Linked DNA regions of Homo sapiens: region 2 is linked to region 1. Evidence: read pairs that join two places in POLR2A ChIA-PET (ENCODE). Cell type or tissue: OCI-LY7. All regions are shown on one strand.

The links. ChIA-PET counts read pairs that join two places held together with the same protein. Peaks named below come from ENCODE experiments on the same cell type or tissue, not always from the same donor. Only the 100,000 strongest peaks of a DNase experiment are listed, where the experiment ranks them.
Region 2: POLR2A ChIA-PET joins it to region 1 with 9 read pairs; 2 of 35 experiments call an interaction of 5 or more read pairs at or near these places.

The regions. Positions count from the first base shown.
Region 1 is chr17:9,944,909-9,948,908 of GRCh38, forward strand. It overlaps GAS7 (growth arrest specific 7), which reads right to left. Exons shown (of 14, transcript NM_201433.2): 6 at 1,986-2,075. Among named protein-coding and RNA genes, the nearest start is that of RCVRN, 42 kb to the left of the region's middle. In OCI-LY7, no CTCF peak of the experiment used is centred here; no DNase peak of the experiment used is centred here.
Region 2 is chr17:9,354,967-9,358,966 of GRCh38, forward strand. All of the region lies in intron 7 of STX8 (syntaxin 8), which reads right to left. Among named protein-coding and RNA genes, the nearest start is that of STX8, 220 kb to the right of the region's middle. In OCI-LY7, no CTCF peak of the experiment used is centred here; a DNase peak (open chromatin) is centred at 1,625.

The DNA of each region.
Region 1 (4,000 bases):
GACTGTGTCAGGAGAGAGAAATTTCTATTAATGGAAAAGGCCTTGATGGTCAGGGGGATAAGTGGATTGCAGATTAAGTATCAGAGTCCCCAGAGAGCTCGAATTAAGATAAGAACTCACAAGTGTCGCCCTCCGGATGCTGCTGGATGCAGGCGGCATCAGACATTCCTACCAGCTTTCCAAGGCTTGAGACCCCACACGCTGACCTCCAGCAACTAGGATACCCATTTCCAGGGCTCAAACCACTCTCTCCTTGAACCCTCCATTTACTGCACCCCTCTTGAGAGATGATGTTTCCAAACCCAGGTACATCTCTCCCTCTCTGCCGCCACCACCATCTTTCCTGGTCTCTTCCACTCACCCGTCAACTTCCCACCCCCACCTGCACAATGCCTATGAATCAGATCACATCATATTGCTGCTTAAGACCTTCTAACACCCTCCTTCCACAAGCAGAATAAAACTCACTTACTGGGGCCTAGAAAGTCTTACGCACTCTGATGCTTGCTTACCCCGATGCTTGCTTACCCCGCCCTCTGAGCTCACCTGCCCAGGTCTGTCTGATGCCAAAGATAAGCCCCTTTATACTGTTTCCTCAACCAATGCACAGATCTCTACCCTGGACACAGCACAGCTGGAGCTACAGAAATTGTGCCTTGGTGAGAGGTGTAGGCAACAGGGATCTTTGTATATCTTCTAAGGTACAAGCGATTTTGTAGAAAGAGAAAAGCACTTTTATCTAGTATTCGGTTAGCAAATCTAAAAAAGTGTAGATAATCCGGCTGGGCACGATGGCTCATGCCTGTAATCCCAGCACTTTGGGAGGCCAAGGTGGGTGGATCACCTGAGGTCAGGAGATTGAGACCAGCCTGGCCAACATGATGAAATCCTGTCTCTATTAAAAAAATAAAATAAAATACAAAAAATTAGTTGGGTGTGGTGGCACACATCTGTAGTCCCAGCTGCTCAGGAGGCTGAGACAGGAGAGTCGCTTGAACCTGGGAGGTGGAGGCTGGAGTGAGCCAAGATCACACCACTGCACTCCAGCCTGGGTGAGACAGAGTGAGACTCTGTCTCAAAAAATCCATTCTTGCAAAGTGGTGAAAACAAAGTTTTTACTTATTTATTGTTCCTTGGAGTCTTTGGACACTTGTTTTTTTGAAATGTACAATTTAGTGGTTTTCAATACATTCACAGGGTTTGTGACCATCCCCACTATCTGATTCCAGAAAGGGGTGATCTAATTCTGAAAGTCACTATGACTTTAACATGCAAATGGCCCAGGACCATTCCCAGGATATTCTGAGGTACAGGACTCTGCATTTCTACAAATTTATTTATTTGAATGGTGAAAAAAATACATCTAGCACACAACGGACCATTTTAGCCATTTTTAAGAATGCAGTTCAGTGGCATGAAGTACATTCACATGGTTGTGCGACCATCACCACCATCCACCTGCAAAATTGTCTTTAATCTTGCAAAACTAAAACTCTGTGTTCGCTAAGTGATCTGCAAACGTTTTAAAACTACAGGATTACCCAAGCTGGAGCTCTCTGAAGATCCTGTGCCCAACTGCCTCACAATTCTGATGAGAACACTGAGGCCCAAGGAGGTGAAGCACTTGTCCAACGTCACTCACGTAAGTGACAAGCAGGTATGGAGCCCACGTTCATTTATTGAGGCAGATTCTAGTCTCCTGCCTTCACTGAGCATCGGAGAAAATGGCCCCCCGCTTACCTACATTCTGGTTGAAGTGTCTGTAATGTGAACAAAAGTCCTGCTGAACCCCTGAGATTCATGGAATGAGCTGGACCCCAAGAGGGTCCTAAGTTCCTGTCACAGATGCAAACTCTAACACCAGCCCTTCACGCTCCAACGAGAAAGGCCCCTCCACTTTGAGATCCAGGTCCCTCCTACCCATCCTGGGTGTCCACTCCCGGTCACCGGGGTCACGCTGTGGGGGAAACTGAGGCGCTGCTTACCCAGAAGTAGTCGCAGTAGCTCCACTCGGTTGGTTTCAGCAGCTGCTGTTCCGGCATCGTGTCTGGGTGAGGGAACGTCACACAGTTTATCTGTAGGGCACAGAACAAGAAAGAATGACCCCGCTGGAGACTGGAATAGCGAGGAAGGCTTCGGCTCCTGGGGGACACGGCACTGGAGCAGCCTCCCTATTGACAGAACACGCACAGGGATCTTCCCGTGCTCCAGGGGCCAGCATTTCACATGAGCGGCAACAGGTGCTCACCCCCACCCCAAATGGGCTGTGAACCAGTACCACCTCTCTAGATGGCAGTTTACTAGGATCAAAATTGCAAACTTCAGGTGCCTTTGACCCAGCAATTGCACAAGAGTCTATCATACAGATACAGTTGCATGGGGGCAGTGACATCCACACACGCTTTTTCACGACAGCGCTATTTATGGCCGTTAAAGGCTGGAAAACAACTCCAATGTCCATCAGTGGGGGAATGGTTAAACAAAGTATGAGATAGACATCTATGGAAATCAGAAAGGACATGGTGATGAAGTTCTTAAATTTAATTAGGAAAGCGGCCGGGCGCGGTGGCTCACGCCTGTAATCCCAGCACTTTGGGAGGCCGAGGCAGGCGGACCACCTGAGGTTGAGAGTTCGAGACCAGCCTGACCAACAGGGAGAAACCCCGTCTCTACTAAAAATACAAAATTAGCTGGGCGTAGTGGCGCATGCGTGTAATCCCAGCTAGTCGGGAGGCTGAGGGAGGAGAACCACTTGGACCCGGGAGGCAGAGGTTGCAGTGAGCCGAGATGGCACCATTGCTCTCCAGCCTTGCAGTGAGCTGAGATCATGCCATTGTACGAACGAAACTATGTCTCAAAAAAAAAAAAAAGAAAATTTAACAAGGAAAATGTGCCAGGATATATGGTTAGGTGAAGGTTAAAAACAAAAAAAAAAAAAAAGCAAGCAGAGTATTATAGTTCCTTTTCAAAAAGGAAGACAAGACCAGCCCCTCCTCTTCCTCCTCCTGCTTCGCCCATTCAATGTGAAGATGTTGAGGATGAAGACCTTGAGGATGACCCACTTCCACTTAAAGAATAGTAATTATATTTTTCTTGTTTATAATTGTCTTAACATTTTATTTTCTCTAGCTTACTTTACTGTAAGAATACAGTGTATAATACACATAAACATGCAAAATATGTGTTCATGTCAGTAAGGCTTCTACTCAACAAGAGGCTATTAGTAGTTAAGTTCTGGGGAGTTCAAAGTTATATGTCAATTTTGGACTATGGGTGAGGAGGGGGCACCCCTAGCTCCCATGTTGTTCAAGGGTCACCTGTATAATACACATCTGGTTATTTGCATATAGAATATTCCTGGAAACTGATAACATTGTTTGCTTCCAAGGAAAGGAACTGTGTGGGTGAGGGTCAGGGGTGAGAGATTACCTTGCAAATTTTATGTCACGATGTGTATCATACGAACAAATACACCTTAAAATTATAATCTGGGGGGCCGGGCACGGCAGTTCACGCCTGTAATCCCAGCACTTTGGGAGGCCGAGGCAGGTGGATCATGAGGTCAGGAGTTCGAGACCAGCCTGACCAATATGGTGAAACCCCTTCTCTACTAAAAACACAAAAATTAGCCAGGCGTGGTGGCATGTGCCTGTAATCCCAGCTACTCAGGAGGCTGAGGCAGGAGAATCGCTTCAACCCAAGAAGCAGAGGTTGCAGTGAGCCGAGATTGTGCCATTGCACTCCAGCCTGGGTGACAGAGTGAGACTCCCCCTCAAAAAAAAAAAAAAATCTGGGTTGCACGTGTAAGGCTGGCCCTAGCTAAGGAGCGTGAAGTACAGAAATTTTCAGGTCATCTCAGCCTTTTCTGCCCGAGCACATCTGCAATACTGCCTGGCTTTTCCCCATTGTGTGGAGGTGGCTTCAGGCCCCAGATTCCCACCTCTCCTAGGACGCGGGCTAATTTGCTTCCTCTGTGGGAGCAAGGCCTGAGCCTTATAAG
Region 2 (4,000 bases), 590 kb before region 1:
CCTGTTTTTGCTGAGATATTGGATGCCATTCTAAGTTCAGATCCTTTGAAAGTAATCTGTTGTCCCCTACCTCCCACCCCTAGGGAGGCAGAAACTTCTCTTTAACTGGGTGCTCTGAAATTTCATTATGTTGTGATTTGACATGGGTCTTTTTTTATTTCATTTCTTAAGCTGGATATTGATAATGGACTCTTTCAATAAATATGGTTACTCCTGTCTGTCAGTTCTTGGGAAATTTCTGGCATTATTTCCTTTGGTAATTTGTTGACTGTTGTTTTCTCATTGTGGCATTCCTACTCTTTCGATCTTGGATGGATCCTCTAATTTTGATATCTTCCTGTGTCTTTTGGTTCTACTTTGTGGAACTTTTTTTTTTTTTTTTTTTTGAGACATGGTCTCACCCTGTCACCCAGGCTGGAATGCAGTGGCACAATCACAGCTCACTGCAGCCTTGACCTCCTGGGCTCAAGCAATCTCCTCTCGCCTGTCTCCTGAATAGCTGGGACTACAGGCATGCACCACCACACCTAGCAATTTTTTTTTTTTTTTTTTTTGAGACGGAGTCTCATTCTGTCGCCCAGGCTGGAGTGCAATGGCGCAATCTCGGCTCACTGCAACCTCCGCCTCCCGAGTTCAAGCGATTCTCCTGCCTCAGCCTCTCGCCTCCCGAGTAGCTGGGATTACAGGCGCGCTCCACCACTCCTGGCTAATTTTTGTATTTTTAGTAGAGATGGGATTTCACCATGTTGGTCAGGCTGGTCTCGAACTTCTGACCTCGTGATCTGCCCGCCTCAGCCTCCCAAAGTGCTGGGATTACAGGCGTGAGCCACTGCACCCGGCCACCTAGCTAATTTTTAAAAACTTTTGTAGAGACAGGGTCTCGCTATTTTGACTAGGCTGGTCTTGAACTCCTGGGGTCTAGCAATCCGCTCACTTCAGCCCTCCAAAGTGCTGGGATTACAGGCAAAAGCCACCAGGCCCAGCCCATCTCTTCAACTTTGAAACTGCCAGGAGTGACCACTGATCCTTCCCATTCATTGCTTTTTTTCACAGACCACCTCTCAGTTCCTTCTTTTACAGAGAGAAAGAAAGGAAGTAGCTGAGGGATGTAAGCCAACTTAACTAGAAGACATTAAGTTCAGTTGTTCTACATTTGTTCACATCTAAAATTACTTAATATGTAGGTGGTAGGTCCATTTGTCAAGCAGTAGAAATAGCATCGTTCCTTCCAGTAGCTCAGTGTGACAATACTGTTTCTTCTATTAAAACAATGTCTGCATTTTGGGGTTTGCAGAAATTCACTGTTTGGCATGACTTTAAGAATAGCTCTAACCAAATGGTCCATGAGAATACATAAAAACCTTTTTCAGTTCAACAGGTCCACGAAGAACCCAATAATTCTGAAAGAAACATCGAAGGCTGGAAAAACATGTCAGATGATTGTCAGGAGAATATATGTTGCACATCTCAGTGGTGCCCATGTAAGCTGCCTATATGCCAGGTATGACCTGGTGTCTGCCAGCTCCACACCTGCCCTTCTCTGCTCAGTCATGCTGGGGCTTGGAGTCTGTGAACTACCCTTCCCAGGCTCCCCTGCCAGCTGGCTTCCTGTTATGTTCTGCCAAAATAAGGCACTGTCAGGAGTTCAGAAAGCAAGAAGAGGGGTGAGGCTGTTCCTCTTCCTCTCTTTCCCCATCTGCTTCTGGCAGCATCTCTGCAAGTGTCTGTATTCTAACAGTGTTCCCCATGGCAGTGGCAGCCTCTCTTTGGCAGTCCCAGAACGAGCAAGGCAGGCCTGCTTCTGCTGCAGCCCAGGGGCCAGGTCCTAGGCATCTCTAGCACTGGCTGAGCGGCAATCCCAGGAGTACTGTGGTGTGCAGCAGCGCATTTGCATCTTTGCTCTCCTAGGCTTAAGGGTGGCAGCTGCTTCACACAAGGACTAATTTCTGGATTACTGCACCTTCCCCTTTTCATTCTCTCCATCCTTTTAACAGTTTTTTTTTTTTTTTTTTTTTTTTTTAGGCAAAGTCTTGCTCTGTCACCCCGGCTGAAGTGCAGTGGCATGATCTCAACTCACTGCAACCTCCGCCTCCCAGGTTCAAGCAATTCTCCTGCCTCAGCCTCCTGAGTAGCTGGGATTACAGGCATGTGCCACCATGCCTGGCTAATTTTTGTATTTTTAGAGACGGGGTTTCGCCATGTTGGCCAGGCTGGCGGTCTCAAACTCCTGATCTCAGGTGATCTGCCTGCCTTGGCCTCCCCAAATGTTGGGATTATAGGCGTGAGCCACTGCGCCCGGCCCTTCTAACAGTATTCTAACAAGTTGTTTGCATTCTGTCTCCTCTGAGTGAAATACCTAGTATGGTTATTCTTTTTCCTGATTGGCTCCCAACTGACGGAACCTCTCTGAGGGATTTAAAAAATAAGAAGAAAAAAAGACTGGCCAGGCACGGTGGCTCACGCCTGTAATCCCAGCACTTTGGGAGGCCAAGGCAAGGTGGATCACCTGAGCTCAGGAGTTTGAGAACAGCCTAGCCTGTGGTTTTGTAGAAAACTCCATCTCTACAAAAAATACAAAAAGTAGCTGAGTATGGTGGTGTGCACCTGTAGTCCCAGCTACTTAGGGGGCTGAAGCCAGAGGATCTCTTGTGCCCAGGAGGTTGAGGCTGCAGGGAGCTGTGATCATGTCATTTCATTCCAGCTGGACAACAGAGTGAGACTCTGTCTCAAAAAAATAAAATAAAATAAAATATAAAAAATTAAAATTTTTAAATACTCCAGAAGTCTTAATTTTCAGAAAGAGTGAAGGGCGCAATGCCTCATCTATGGTTATGATTGCAAAAGTACAAACTGATTTCAATTGTTTTATTGACAAAGTCATACATCTCTAGAAGATGACAGTTTCTCTAATGTGAAGTCCCAAATTCAAGAGGATTTCCATTAGTTTCCAGAATAAGTAGCTAAGTGCACAACAGCCCTCTCTGTAAAGTTTGACTGCTACAAAAATAAGAAAACTGGTTTGCATGCTGCTAAGATGACCGAACACAAAAACATCTTTTAATAAGGAGCTGAAACCAAGTTGGGAGAAGGCTGCTTCAGTCTTCAATTTTTAGGTGCAGTGGCTCACACCTGTAAATCCCAGCACTTCAGGAGGCCAAGGTAGATCGTTTGAAACCAGGAGTTCAAGACAAGCCTAGGTAAGAAAGCGAGACTTCATCTCTACCAAAAAAACAAACAAAAAAATTAGCTGGGCATGGTGGTGCACACCTGTAGTTTCAGCTACAGGGGACGAACTCCAGGGCTCAAGTGATCCTCCTGATAGCTTAGCACAGAGGTATGACCATGCCACTGCACTCCAGCCTGGGCAACTGAGCGAGACCCTGTCTCTAAACAGAAGGGAAAAAAAGGTCTTCAATTTTGCAAAAGGGCAGCCATGGTACACCACTCAGTTGTTCATTCACGGTCTTCAACCCACTTTAAAAGGCATAATGGAAATGACAAGAAAACAGATACAAAAGGTATTTTTAAGAGGATGCGGCAGAATGTATCATAAAGTTATTACACAGTAACAGTTTTTAAATGCACTTCTTGGGACTATTCCTGTGCTCCGTTATCTTCTAAACACACTTCCAGATGGCCCCATGTTCGGTGACACATTGAGGAGAGAAAGCGGCTGGTGAGGCCACACAAAAGAAACCGGAGGATGGCAGGGTGCTAGGAATGCTGGCTGAAGGGTGGGATGCAGCTTGGGCATGAGGCCTTTAAAAGGCATATTCTTGACCAAGATGATAAATAGAGAGGACAGTAATTAAGGGAGGAAGACTGGAACTGAGAGAAAACAGGAAAGGAGAGAGTAGGGGGAAAAGATTACAAAGAGAGAAGTGAGGATGAGTACAGGAAACTCCGGGAGCACCCAATACCCCAGGGCAGGAGATGTGATTTAAGGATGGGAACATTATGGCTGTATTTGATTGGCTTACATGTAATAGTCCCCAGCCCC